Regions from separate parts of the Mus musculus genome. Here region 2 is linked to region 1. The links are chromatin loops, found by intact Hi-C in ENCODE. Cell type or tissue: left cerebral cortex. All regions are shown on one strand. Each heading gives the region's core, and the rest is flanking DNA. Links, peaks and the distances in the headings are about the cores only.

Evidence for each region. Hi-C counts contacts between places; a loop is a spot of excess contacts. Peaks named below come from ENCODE experiments on the same cell type or tissue, not always from the same donor. Only the 100,000 strongest peaks of a DNase experiment are listed, where the experiment ranks them.
Region 2: it touches region 1 in a loop (2.1-fold over the local background); 3 of 42 quality-filtered maps call a loop at or near these places.

Annotation. Positions count from the first base shown.
Region 1 is chr8:116,501,930-116,508,725 of GRCm38, reverse strand. Dynlrb2 (dynein light chain roadblock-type 2) reads right to left here and starts at 3,711. Exons shown (of 4, transcript NM_029297.1): 1 at 3,677-3,711; 2 at 1,149-1,224. The coding sequence starts at 3,679. It also overlaps the pseudogene Gm9058. In left cerebral cortex, for the core only: a CTCF peak has its summit at 3,865; DNase peaks (open chromatin) are centred at 3,793 and 4,533; H3K4me3 peaks cover 777 bases; H3K27ac peaks cover 529 bases.
Region 2 is chr8:116,549,658-116,556,453 of GRCm38, reverse strand. No RefSeq gene overlaps it. Among named protein-coding and RNA genes, the nearest start is that of Gm39258, 24 kb to the right of the region's middle. In left cerebral cortex, for the core only: no CTCF peak of the experiment used is centred there; a DNase peak (open chromatin) is centred at 4,018.

The DNA of each region.
Region 1 (6,796 bases), core at 1,240-6,239:
GGAGGGGAGGTGGGAGGGAGAGAGGGAGACAGGGAGGAGAGAGATGCTTGAGTGCCTGTGTGCATCCACACCTGTGCATATTCATATGCGGAAGTCAGGACAAGTTGTTGGAGTCAGTTATCCAGTGATCTCTTTCTAGCACTTGGCTGCTGGTGATACAACTCAGGTCTTTGGTCCTATCAGCAAACACCTTTACCTACTGATCTGCCTTGTGGGCTCACTACGCAGATGTGAACGGTCCAGAGACAGTGCGAGCCCCGGGCCAGTATCCACAGTTCAGAGCTGGCAATGTATTGTTCCTTCCTGCCCATTAGTTACAAGACTATTCCTGAAACTCTATGAAGTGAATTCTTGTGTTGGAGGGTCCTGGGAAGACGTAGGGGGGTGAGTGGGGTGGGGGGTGGGGTGATAGGGAAGAGAGATGACCAAGAAACATTATATTCACTTATGAACTTTTCAAATAATAAATTAAAATCATTACTAAAATAGATTTTAAAGGGTTTAAAATCTTCTTCACTAACTATGATAAAGGAAACTGTTAATTTAAAATGAAGGTTGAAGCTCTGTAAGGCCTTTATAGCCTTAGGCCAAAACCAAACTACCAATCATGTAATTTCCCCTTCTCTTCAATAGGAGAGCTTTGTTGGCCCTCCCAAAGTGATGTTAATTACCAGAGTTTCAGCTGGGCGTGGTGGTGCATGCCTTTAATCCCAGCACTTGGGAGGCAGAGGCAGGCAGATTTCTGAGTTTGAGGCCAGCCTGGTCTACAAAGTGAGTTCCAGGACAGCCAGAGCTATACAGAGAAACCCTGTCTCGAAAAAACAAAAAACAAAACAAAACAAAAAAAAAATTACCAGAGTTTCTGAAGAAGATGCAGTGTAGTGTAGTGTTTGTTTGTGTGTGTGTGTGTGTGTGTGTGTGTGTGTGTGTGTGTGTGTGTATCGTAAACAATGCGTGGCCTGGCTCTTAGATAAATGATTGGTGTGTGGTAGGTATGCAATAGATGTCTGATGAGTAAGTAACTGCTAAAGCTGACACAGACAAAACATGGTTTTAAGTCCAGAATCTGATGTAAATGCCTTCACTCTGGACACAATAAACGGACCGCCTCTGTGTGCAGAGCCCAGTCAGCCTGGGGCAAGAGTTACCTTCTGCATTGACCACCATCGTTCCGATGACCCCTTTGTGACTCTGGATTCTCTTGAGGGTTTCCTCCACTTCTGTCTGCAAGAGATCGGGGCTACCATTAACCGGAAGGGTATCCATGGTTACATCTGCTCTACAGCGACTATCTAGGCACATACCTGGTCCCCTATTTCTTTAACTGAGAGATGGAGACGATATGCTCGGAGTTTAAAAGGTAAGCTTGGAACTGTTAGGTCTCTTATGGGGACTGTGTAGGAAGCCCCATCTTGCACGTGACCTAGGTAGATTGCCAGGCTTCAGCCCCAATGAAGACAAGAGAGCCTCACAAGGGATCCTCAAAGCTTATGTGTTCTGATTTGCTAGAAGGGTAGTGTTTATTTATTTGCTTGCTTTTACATTGCCCAGAAAGCTACCATGGGCCATCATTCAGCAGCTCCCACTTCCATACTTACAAAACACTTCTTTCGTATGTCATGGCTTTTAAATATTTATAGATCATCACTATATCCTCCGAGAGTGTCCATAAGCTGCCCTTTCTGAGACTCCTTAGTTACTTCTGTTTCCCCCATTGGGGGTTCATTCTGGTGACCAAGCTTACAAAGGGCAATTCTGTGCAAGCATTGTATTGCAGGATGCCGGAGCACCCTGGCTGTGTCTTGGTTGAAGCGGAATGTTCGGCTATGGGTGTCTGCATTAGGGACTCGCATCTGGGTTTTACGCTTACCTTTTTGAGCTGGCTGAGACTAAAACCACTCGGTTCCCTGTGCTGTCTTATTCCCAACAGCACATTGCGACTATTTACACTTCTTGTAAAAATATAGTTTATTATTTTATAGGGATGGATGCTTGTCTGCACGTATGTCTGAGCACCATGTGCATGCGTAGGGCCAGTGGAGGCCAGAAGAGGGTGTCAGATCACTTAGACATAAAGTTACAGACAGCTGTGAGATATCAGGGGTTGCTGAGGCTTGAACCTGGGTCCTCTGCAAGAGAACCTAATGCTTTTAACCACTGAGCTTTCTCCACAGCCTCATATGCATTTTTTTTGGATTTTTTTTTTTTTGAGATAGGATTTCACAGTATATAGCTCAGCCTGGTCTTGAACTTGCAGCAGTCCTCCTGCCTCAGCCTCCTGAGTGCTGGGACTCCAGGCAGGCATTACCGTGCTCCACTTAGCCAGGCAGTTTTGTGATGAGAATCTATTCTATTGTTTTCTTTCCCAACATCTCACAAGTGAACACTACGTTACTTCAGTCAGAGACAGGCTTCCTTCTGCACCCATTGTGGAGGTGAGCAAGCACTTTTCTCGTTTTTCCCACCACCAGGGCAGGTGTCTTTTGAGGAAATGTCAGGCTGGATTAGTGGCTTTCCTCATGGTGGACACTGGTAACATTTAATTTAGCATGTTCTTTAAACTACACCATGGCCCAAAGCTTGGAGAAATGCATCTGCAGAGGCCACCCCAGGTCACAAACGGGCTGTCACAAATAAAGAGGACTGTGAAAACAAAGGAAGAGAGCATATGTTTACATTTCAGTAACACGAAAGCTCTGAGCCTGAGGTGTCCTCTGGAAAGGAAAAGGAGACATCGCCAGTGACAGTAATAGCAAGAATCTGATAGTGCCAGGGACTTGTTTTGTCTCATACACAGCCTGGGACAAAACCAAAACCAAACCAAACCAAACACCAAAACCAAACAACAAACAAACCAACCCAACCGACCAACCAAGAAAACGCAAACCCCAGTAAATGTAGACATTTTTTTCTTGGGGTATCTCTCTGACACTTGGCATTTCTTGGTCTCCTTATGTCTGGCACAGAATACTCACAAACCAGCCCAGTTCTGATCGCCTTAGGGGCTCCTCAAAGTCACGGACCTCTCCTCCCTTCCTCCACTGCTCCTCTCAGCTCTCTGCTCCTCACCTTTCCTCTCCTCCAAGGTGGTTCTCTTCTGACTCCCAGACCCCTATTGCAACCTCCTGTGTCCCCAGGCCACTCCTGTGCCTCTCCTCCTCTCCCCTTCACTCTCCTTCCCTCCTCCTCCTCTCCCTTTCCCTTTTCTCCAACCCTTTTCCTTCGTTTCTTTCTCTCCCATCCCCTTCCTTCTCTTCTCTTCCCCTTTGCCTTTCTTTTTCCCTTTCCTTTTTTTTTCTCTCTTCTCTCTCCTTCCTTTTCTGTGCAGGCGAGGTTGGGGTAGCATCCCACCTTCCTCCCCGCGTTCTCTCTCCATTCCTCGCCCCCCCTCCTAGTTTTTATTTCTTCCCTCTTTGTCTCTTACTCATCTCCCAGCCCCCTTCCCATTTTTTTGTTCTCCTGGTCTCCTTCTTTCTCAGCTTGGGATCTTTCTTTCTTTCTCCACCTCTGTCATAGCTCTTTGCAAACTTTTCTGGCTCCCAGATTCATCTCAACACCTCCCGTTTTTTCAATAGCGCCCTTTCCAGCTGTCATCCAGTAAATGGTGAGACCCTCCCAGGACAGCTGTGCACATGAGTCTCCCCCTCTACCCTTCTAGACAAGAACTCAGATTTACCATCGCGCCTGTGGGACAGCTCCTGGCTCAAGTCTGAGTTGCAGTTTCTGTGGATGTCAACAACGCTTCCCCCGTTGCTAGGCAACCAGGCAGGAAGTGGCTTTCTGAAAGCTATGGGCTGCGCCTGCGCAACGGTTAGGCTGTTTCTGAAGCCGGCTTTTCCGCCCTGCATGTGGCAGGTTGCTTTGCAGCCTAGCAAAAGAAGGCAGGCACGGACGTTCCTTCCCAGGAACCTCAAGGCGATGGGGTCGTGGCAGGATACAGTCTCTCCTGGGTTTAACTTTTCTTCTTTTTCATGCTTTCTGGAGATGTGGCCGGCACTTGTCCCTGAGTCAGGCAAGTGTAGGTAGCCACTTGACCGCCCCCACGTGAGATATATGATACACACATGGGTGCCAATAATACCATCCTGAGATATAGAACTATCCATGTGGGAAACAATAACACACTGTGGATATGGTAGCACGCAGGGAAGGTGCTCATGTCCTAAAACCAACCGATTTCACTTTATCTCTGAGAATTTGGTACTAGAGCTGAGCCGATCTAGAAAGGGTTTGTTCTGCTGCTGTGATAAACAAACAAACAAACAAACAAAGAGCAACTTCGAGGAGAAAGGGTTCCGTCTAGCTTACAATTCCAGGTCGCAATCATTGTGGGAAGGCAAGGCAGGAGCTTGAAGAATCTAGTTAGATCCACACTCAGCAGGGGGAGAGAATGAGAGAGGGGGGAGGGGGAGAGGGAGAGGGAGAGAAAGGGAGGGAGCGATAGAGGAGGGAAAGTAAGAAAAAGCAGAAGAGAAAGAGGGAGGAAGGAAGAAAGAAGGAAGAGGAGGAAGCCTTTATCCACAGCTGTGATGGGAGGCAAGCAGGATTCCAGCAGGAGCAGCTCTGGCAGGAGAACAACAGCTCAGAGAGAAGTGGCCAAAGTGACTTCCAACCAGCAGTAAAGTCTGATTCTGCGCATAGGGAATCAATGGGGGAGAACGGGAGCCACTTTCTCCTCATCGACCTTTCCCTCCAATGATTTCTCGGAGGTAGCTTGGTTTAATTTTGATGCCTTCTCTTTGGGGTGGGACTATGATGGATATCCAAGGTGGTGCTTTATAAAGCGCCTTGAAGGAATCCAACATGTTCTCGGGCCCCGTCCTAGGTACTGGGAATTCTTTCCACCCCTTCCACCACCTCCCAACTCTCCCCCTTCCTTTAAATTCATGCTAAGTGCTAAATAACCTTCAACTCCACTGAAAGTGTTAGTTACTAAAACTTGCAAGCACTTGGAAAAACCAAACCGTAGGCATATTTTACTCTTCCTTGCCCTTAACTGTCAAAAACCAGAACTTCCTTCCCAACAAGAGGGGGTCTCTCTTGTTTGTTGACTGTCTCCATTCTGATAGAATCGCAGTAATGCTGTGACCTTGAGTTTCCCCTTGGTATCTTATTTACTTTTCTATGTAGCTTTGGCACTCTTTTGGCAACCATTGAGTTGGACTGCACTTTTTATATCTTGTGTTCATTTTCCTTGTGAGATTTTCCTATTATAGTACTCTACTTTAGGGCATCTTAAGCTTTATCCAGTTACAACCCATTTCTCCCACCCCCGACAAATTTATTATTCATTTTATGTGTATAGGTGCTTTGCCTACATGTATGCCCATGCACTGTGTGTGTGTGTGTGTGTTTGTGTGTGGTGTGTGTGTGTGTTGACCCCAGAGGCCAGAAGATGTTGGATCCCCTGGAACTTGAATTACAAACAGTTGCAACCTGCCATATGAGTGCTGTCAATTGAAGCCAGGTCCTCTGCAAGAGCAACCAGTGCTCTTACCTCTGAGTCACCTATCCAGCCTTCCCAGATAAAATTATATGTGGTCTTGTGTTTATAAAAGTAGGTATAGATATCAAACATTTACTGATAATAAATTATAAAGAAATTTATTTGAACACAATCCTTTGGCCTACATAAAATCCTACCACTCATTAAAGAGAAAAACAATTTGCATGATAATGGATAGGAAGTGCTTGTCTGTCTAACTTAAGCCAATTCAAAGAATCACTAATTTGATTCTTACATACTGAGGAGTGGAGGTAGGAAACTATTAGGAATCTTTGTTGCTGTTGTTGTTTATAATTAAATATTAGTTTCTATAAGAATAGAAAACTCCTTGTAAAAACCACCAATGCAACTCTTAGCCTTCAGTTTGAGGGAGGGTGTTTGGGGTGTTTTAGACATTGTTTGTTGACTTTACACGGTGAGGGCATACACAAGTTGAGTGCCCCTGATGTATGTTCAGAGCCAGAGCTGCTGTTAGTTTGCAAAACACAACTCCATCAACAACAGCAAGACACCTCATATTCATGGAGTGTTTAATTTTGAATTAATCTTTGATCCTTGCATTTTTCCTGTTTGTTGCCAATTCTTTTATGAGTCGTCCCCCCCCCCCCTTGGTGCATAGTTCAGAATTCCTTTCCTTTTTTTTTTCCCACAAATAGGACTTTTTATTTGTCACTATTAAAAATCTGGATTTTACACTGATCTGATTCTTGGACTGGCGGTTCATATCCGTCAGCTCGCTCAACCTTAGCGCCCGTCTCGTCTCCAGCTGCTTTGCCAGAGCTGCCGCCTTCCCCATGCAGCTCCATGAGATTGCCCAATTCAAACTTGGGTTTCTTCAGCATTTTTACTTTTCTAACAAAGACATCATGAAGAGGATAAATGGACTGGCAAGCCTTTTCTATGTCTTTCCCAATGCTGTCTGGAATCAGTTTATTAACTACTTCCTTCAAGTCATTGGTCTGCACCACTCGGGTCATGATTTCCATCATCTTCTTCCGGATCTGGCGGACTTGCTGGTGCTGCGCATAGGATGTCTTTCTTATCTGGTTGTTGTGTTTCTTAGCGAATCCAACACAGAAAAGTCAGAGCAAATACCCATCGGTCGTCTTGACATCAATGTGAGCTTCAATCATGGTCTGCCACTTCTTGACCATGGAGCACATTTTGTCCCGGGTAAGATCCATACCATGGAAGTTAGTCAGACAGTTTTTGCCCTGAACGTCCTCAGTGATTAGCTTGAATTTTCTAAATGCAACTTCATCATTCTGTAGATCGGCAAGGCTCACTTCA
Region 2 (6,796 bases), core at 1,178-6,177, 48 kb before region 1:
AAATCCTCCTACCACATAATAATCAAAACACAAAATCTACACAACAAAGAAAAACTATTAAAAGCAGCAAGGGAAAAGAGCCAGGTAACATACAAAGGCAGACCTATTAGAATTATACCTGACTTTTCAACAGAGACTCTAAAAGCTAGAAGGACCTGGACAGATATCTTGCAACCTCTAAGAAAAAACAAAACAAAACAAAAAACACCACAGATGTCAACCTAGATGACTATACCCAGCAACTCTTATAAAGTAACTAATTGAGTCTTGCTTACATTTCAGAGGTTTAATCTGTTATCAGCGTGACAGGATATGGCAGCTCACAAGCAGACATGGTGCTGGAGAGGTAACTGAGATAACTAGATCCTGTATGGAACAAGAAGGGAGCCTGGCTTGGGCTTTTGAAAACCTCAAAGCCCACCTTCATTGACATACTTCCTCCAACAAGGCCACAATAGTGCAACTCTCTAAACACTCACATATATGATCCTGTGGGAGACAGTTTTTATTCAAACCATGACATTTTACTTCCTGTGCCCCATAGGCTTGTAAACATATCATAATGGAAAAAAGAATACATTCAGTCTAGCTTCAAAAGTCCCCGCAGTTTATCACAATCTCAACATTGTTTACAAGTTCAAAGTCTCTTCTGAGACTCAAAGAATCCCTTAACTGTAACCCCTATAAAATAAATATAAAAAAGTGCAGATCACATATTTCTAATATACAATGATGCAGCATATACATCACCATTCCAAAAGGGAGAAAAGTTGTACGGCAAGGAATTACTGGAAGAAAGCAAGACCAAAAAAAACCCAGTAGGACAAACTCCTCATTGTCCATCTCCATGTCCACTGTTAATGTGCTTTTAACATTTCTTATTTCTTACAGATTTACTGACTGCCACACATTTTTTCTGCCTTGTCTTGTTTCTACACCCTGTTAGCAGATCTCCTCCGCAGGTATTCTGTAGCTCTGGCATCTCCAATATCTTAGAGTCACCAATGAAATCCATGCTATGCTTTCATGCCTTCACACAATGGTCCCTATGGACTTACATGCAGCAATGCCCTGGACACAGGCCTGGCCTCAGTGACTTTTCTTAGCTGTGGATGGAGATTCCACAACCCCTTGTATCCTTGACTCTGTAGCCAGAACCATGCGGCTGAAGCTGCCAAGTTCAGTGCTTGCTGGGACTGGAGCTTGACCCCTCATTCAAATATGTTTTCATCAGCTTTCTGTTTCTCATGGTTTCCTTCGCCCCTTAAGCTTTTATTTAATTCCTTTCCATGAATTGGAAGCTTGGCTGGGTGGAGTCTTGCCCAGAGCTCACCATTTCCTTTTATCCACTTAGCATCCAGACTTTCTTTAAACCGTTTATTTCCTTGAACACTGGACTTAGCTCCATTTCATTTACCGGTGCTCCTTTTCCCGTCACACTGTACGTTTTGTATTTGGCCTGGCTCAGCTCGCTCCTTTTCCTTATAGATCTACATAAGAGTGGATGCAATAACCACACAACAGAGTCAATACTAGGCTGTCTTGAAATCTTCTCTGCCAATAATAAATAATAATAATAATAATAATAATAATAATAATAATAATAGTAATAGTAATAATAATTCAATTTAGCCTCAGGCAGTTATTGTGGACAAGGGCAGAAAGAAACCACAGTCTTTACTAAAATATAACAAGAGTGGTCTTTAAGCAATTCGTTCATTCTTCTCCTCTGGAAACCTCTTGAACTGAGCTGTCATAGCCTCCATTGTTCTCAGCACCAGTGTCTTCCATGGTCTTACTAGTATGTTCCATGAAGTCCTGGGAGAGGATTAGAAACAACTTTTCTAATCCAAAGCCCACATTCCACCAATTAGAAGCATGATGAGGCCTGTCATGGCAGTAGCCTGCTTCCTGGCACCAACTTCTGTCTTAGTCGATGTTCTCTTGCTGTAAAGAGACACCTGTAAACACTGTAGTGCTTTATCCAATCAACTTCAAAGGAAAAAATCCGTGGGAGGACGACACCAAGGGACATGCCTGTCATTAGTTTTCACAGGCAGTCTCCTTCAAATCCCATTTCAAGCAAACAGTTGGGACAGTCTGACATATCCTACCACTGACTACTTCATGATGCGAATGAACTATTAATTCTTATATAATCCTTATGGTTATACCTTCTAAAACTATCAGGGGTTTTAACTATGCAATGAAATATTTGTGAGAGAGATGGCTAATGATGCCAAAGATATCTAACATATATATATATATATATATATATATATATATATATATATATATATATATATGTGTGTGTGTGTGTGTGTGTGTATACATATATATAAATGAATATATATGACTATATAATAGCTGTATATTATAATATACAATCATTATATATAATATATTATATATAGTATATACACTATACATTATATATTACATATATTATGCATATAACATACATAGACTATAATATATAGTCTACTAATACTTAACATGTTAGAAATTAAATTGAGATATTATATTGGGTCACTACTGATAACAATAAGCCTGTTAAGTGTTAATATGAATGTTTTATGAAAATAATCTGATTTAGATAAAAATAAAGAGTACCATCCTTTTACATTTTATTCAAATCTCTCTAATGTCTAGTTTAATCTATTTTTCTGTCTGTTTCTATATTCAGTCTGTTGTGATAGCTCATCTCACACAGTTTCTGGAATATTCTATGAGATATGCAGGAATGTTAAAGTGAGAAAAAATAGTGTCTTAACATCATTGATGTGAGAATGGCTCAGAGTAGCAGGGCCCCTGGGAGGGTCGTAGGAGCCCTGGGGATACTTGGATCACAGCTTTGAACCATTGCGCCATGTCACAGGTCATCTAAGAGAGGAAGGAGGGAGAAGGTAGACATATTTATTTGAGAGCTGCAATGGTGTCTATTCTGTATTCCTTTCTCTTGCTGTGATAAAACACTCAGAACAAAAGAAATTTGGAGGGTGAATTTTTTTTTATTCTGGATTACAAGTCGTCATTGAGAGACATCAGGCCAGGACCTCAAACAGGAGCTTGAAGGAGAGACCACAGAGGAAGTCTGTTTCTGGCTCAGTCTTTCAGCTCCTACTCAGCCAGTTCCATAAAGAACCCAGGACCACCTGCCTAGGGAATGGTGGTGCCCACAGGAACTGGTTCTCCTGCACCAGTTATCAAGACAGTTCTGTCCCTTCCAGGCCAATCTGATCTAGGCAGATGACTCCAGTCTGTGCCAAGTTGACAATCAAAGCTAGCTGGAGTGGTGCTCCAGTCCTGGCAGTTAGGTAGAGTTGTGTTGGGGCTGGAGACTTGAACTCAAAGGAAAGGAGTTTACTGATCTGATTGGTCCTGGTATGAGATCCATGCATAAGGAGTAAGGGCTAGCTGTACAAGAGGGCTTATGATGACAGGCAGAGCATGGCTGTCTCAGAATGACTAGGACAAGCCAAGCAGCCACCAAGTACTTCCTGGTTCACGTCTCCCTATTGTTAATGACAAAACTAGAGCGGCCCAAAGAACTGGACTGCCTGTGTGAGCCCTGGTACGCAGAAGGGCTGGGCATGGAGGAGAGAGAGGGAAACATCTACCTGGCTACAGCTCACCTCCTTGTTTTCTTGGCTTCTGTCCCAGTCTTCCTTTGCTTTGTTAGTTTTATTTTTTACTTGACCCAGTCTTTTCTTTTTTTCTTTTCTTTTTTTTTAGTGTGGCTATATACCAAACTACAAAGGAAATGTCCAAGTTGTGAGATTTTAAAAATGTGGCTATAGTGTGATCCAGGGTAAAGGCTTCACAGTGGTATTTCCTTTTCGTTTTTGTTTTTGTTTTTGTTTTTTAAATAGCTTTTTAAAATATCAAGAAACAGTTTTGTGCCAGGAAAGTAAATGCTAAAGCCAGCCTGATTAAGACCGAAACGGCAGATGTCACCAAATTTCCAGACACGTGCAATTTCCTGGTGAGTAACAACTGCTAACCAGGGCTGCTGAGTCACTCGGCTGAGATCCACGCACTCTGGGCTCTTTCTCTCAAGAACATCTTATCTGCCCACTGCCATCTTGGCACCTTGTCCCCAGGCTAGAGTATGACTTAGTCTTGAAAATGCTAAGACCTGTGTTCAGTCCTCTCAAGCCATGTGAAAATGTGGGCCATGGCACATCTGTAACCCCAGTGCTAGGGAGGCAGAGACAGGACGGCCTCTGAAGAGCTAGTCCAGTGTAATTGGTGAACTCCAGGTCAGTGAGACTGTGTCCCTTAGGGGGTGAACAGAATTCCTTTTGGCACTAGAGTTGTCTATCAGTCTCTACATCCACACGGAGAGGATCATATGCACATGTATATCTGCATCACATGTGCACCTACACACACACACACACTCACACACACGCTACACACACTCACACACACATACACACATATACATACACACACACACTCACACACACACACTCACACACACATACACACACACACATACACACACACTCACACACACATACACACACACATACACATACATACACACACACATGCACACACAGACAGACACACACACAGACACACACACACACATACACACACAGACAGACACACACACACACAGACACACACACACACACACACACACACACACACACACACACCACTCCTTATATTCTTTCCAGTATAGATTGGGACAAGCAATTGGATGGGCAAAGTCATGAGTTTAGCATCATGTGAATCCTTTAGAGTTGCTGACACATTGCAAATCAAGTTGAGAAATTAAGAAAGCACAGTTTTAAAAGCATCTTTTGCTTGCAACCAGTCAGGGACCATATTCTCTGAAGCCCACCTGCCTGGCTTTCCTTTCAGTCCCCACCCTTTTACAACACTGTGCTAAGTCCTTTCAGCCTCCTCTTCCTGATCTACTCTCAGTTCCATCCAATATTTCATCCTCTTTTTCCCACCCTTCCTGTCCATTACTCAATTTTCCAAATATATTTGTTTGTTTTAGCTCTACCTGTTAATGTAAAACTTGATATTATCACACACACACACACATACATATATACATATATATATATATATATATATATGTATATATATATATATATATATATATATATATATATATATATATATATAACACAATTTCATGGGCACATACAAGTTTGAGAATCTGTGTATGGGTACATGCGGGTACTTGTGCATAGGAATGGGGAGGCCCAAAGTTAATGTCAGGTTTCTTCGCTCTCTGAGTTTATTTCTTAATTTCTTTATTTCTTGAGTCAAGAGCTCTCCTTGAATCTAAAGCTCACCAATTGGTTAGGCTGGCTGTCTAGCAAAATCCAGAGATCTGCTGGTCTCTTTCTCTAAGTGCCAAGGTTACACATGACTTGGCTTAAACATGATATTGAGGATTCAAATTCAGGTTCTTGAACCTGTGTGGCAGGCTCAGTTGAGCAATCACCCTCCCTGTTCAACCTTTTGGTTGTTTTAATTCTTCTTGGTCACTGGGGATCGAACTCAGATCTCATGCTTTCAAAGTGTGCACACTCCTCAACTGAAGCTCCTTTCTCTGTGATAACTCCAGCCCTGTCAAGTTGACACAAAACTAGCCAGTATAATGTGTAAGGGAGTAGCCCATTGTGGGAAATGCCCTTGGACATGTGGGCCTAGGTTGTAAAAGAAAACAGAAGGAGTACTCCATGGAGAGGAAACCAGTACGCAGAGCTGCCCGTGGTCTTTGATTCAGTTTCCGCCTTCAGTTCCTGCCTTGGGTTCTCTTGATGATGGACTATAATCGGTAAGCCAGTTAAACCCTTTCCACTGTGTGGTGGTTTAAATAACAATGGCCCCCATAGGATCCTAAGAGAAATTGATGTGCAGGATTTCGGTATTCTTGGGACAGGCCTGACCATGACATTGGCTGGAGGAAGAGGAAAGTTTGGAATAGAAAAGCAGCTATATTCTTTAAGCAGGGTTTAGTGGGCCATCCTAATAGGAGTATGGACAACAAGGCTAAGGGTGATTTGAACTTTGGGAACCTAGCTCAAGAAGTTTCAGAGGGGAAGAATATTAAGATGTGGCCTAGAGACCATTCTTGTAATATTCTGGCAAAGAATGTGGCTGCTTTTCGCCCTTGTCCAAAAAAAAAAAAAAAAAAAAAAAAAAAGTCTGAGGTAAATTAAAGAGTTTTGGATTAATGGCTTTGGCAGAGAAGATTTCAAGGCAGCCTAGTATTGACTCTGTCATGTGGTTATTAGTAATCACTCTTAAGCAGATCAATAAGGGAAAGGAGCAAACTGTGCAAGGCAAAATACAAAAATGTACACTTTGGGGAGAAAAAGAACAGCAGGAAGTGGAAGTTTAAAGAGAATCCTGATGCTAAGTGGAATAAAGGGAGTGGTGACCTCTGGGCAAGACTTCCTTCAGCTTCTAAGTTTCCAATGTTTGGGAAGGAGCTAAAGAAAAGCTTAATCAGGGAAGGAAACCATCAAAATCAGAAAGCTGACGAAAATGCATTTGAGTGAGGGGATGGATCGAGTTCTAATCTCAGCAAGTAGCTGAACTTGGCAGCTTCAGCCTCATAGTTCTGGCTTTAGATAGAAGAAAAGTGGTTGCGTAATCTCCCTCCATGGCTAAAGAAAGCTACTTAGGCCGGGTGTGTGGCAGGGGAGCTCCTGCATGGGGGCCTGGAGAGGCCATTATGTGAAGCTGTGAAGGTTAAATGCTTTGGAAATGCCAAGCTGTTGGAGATGCCAGAATCCTGGGATACCTCCCAAGGATC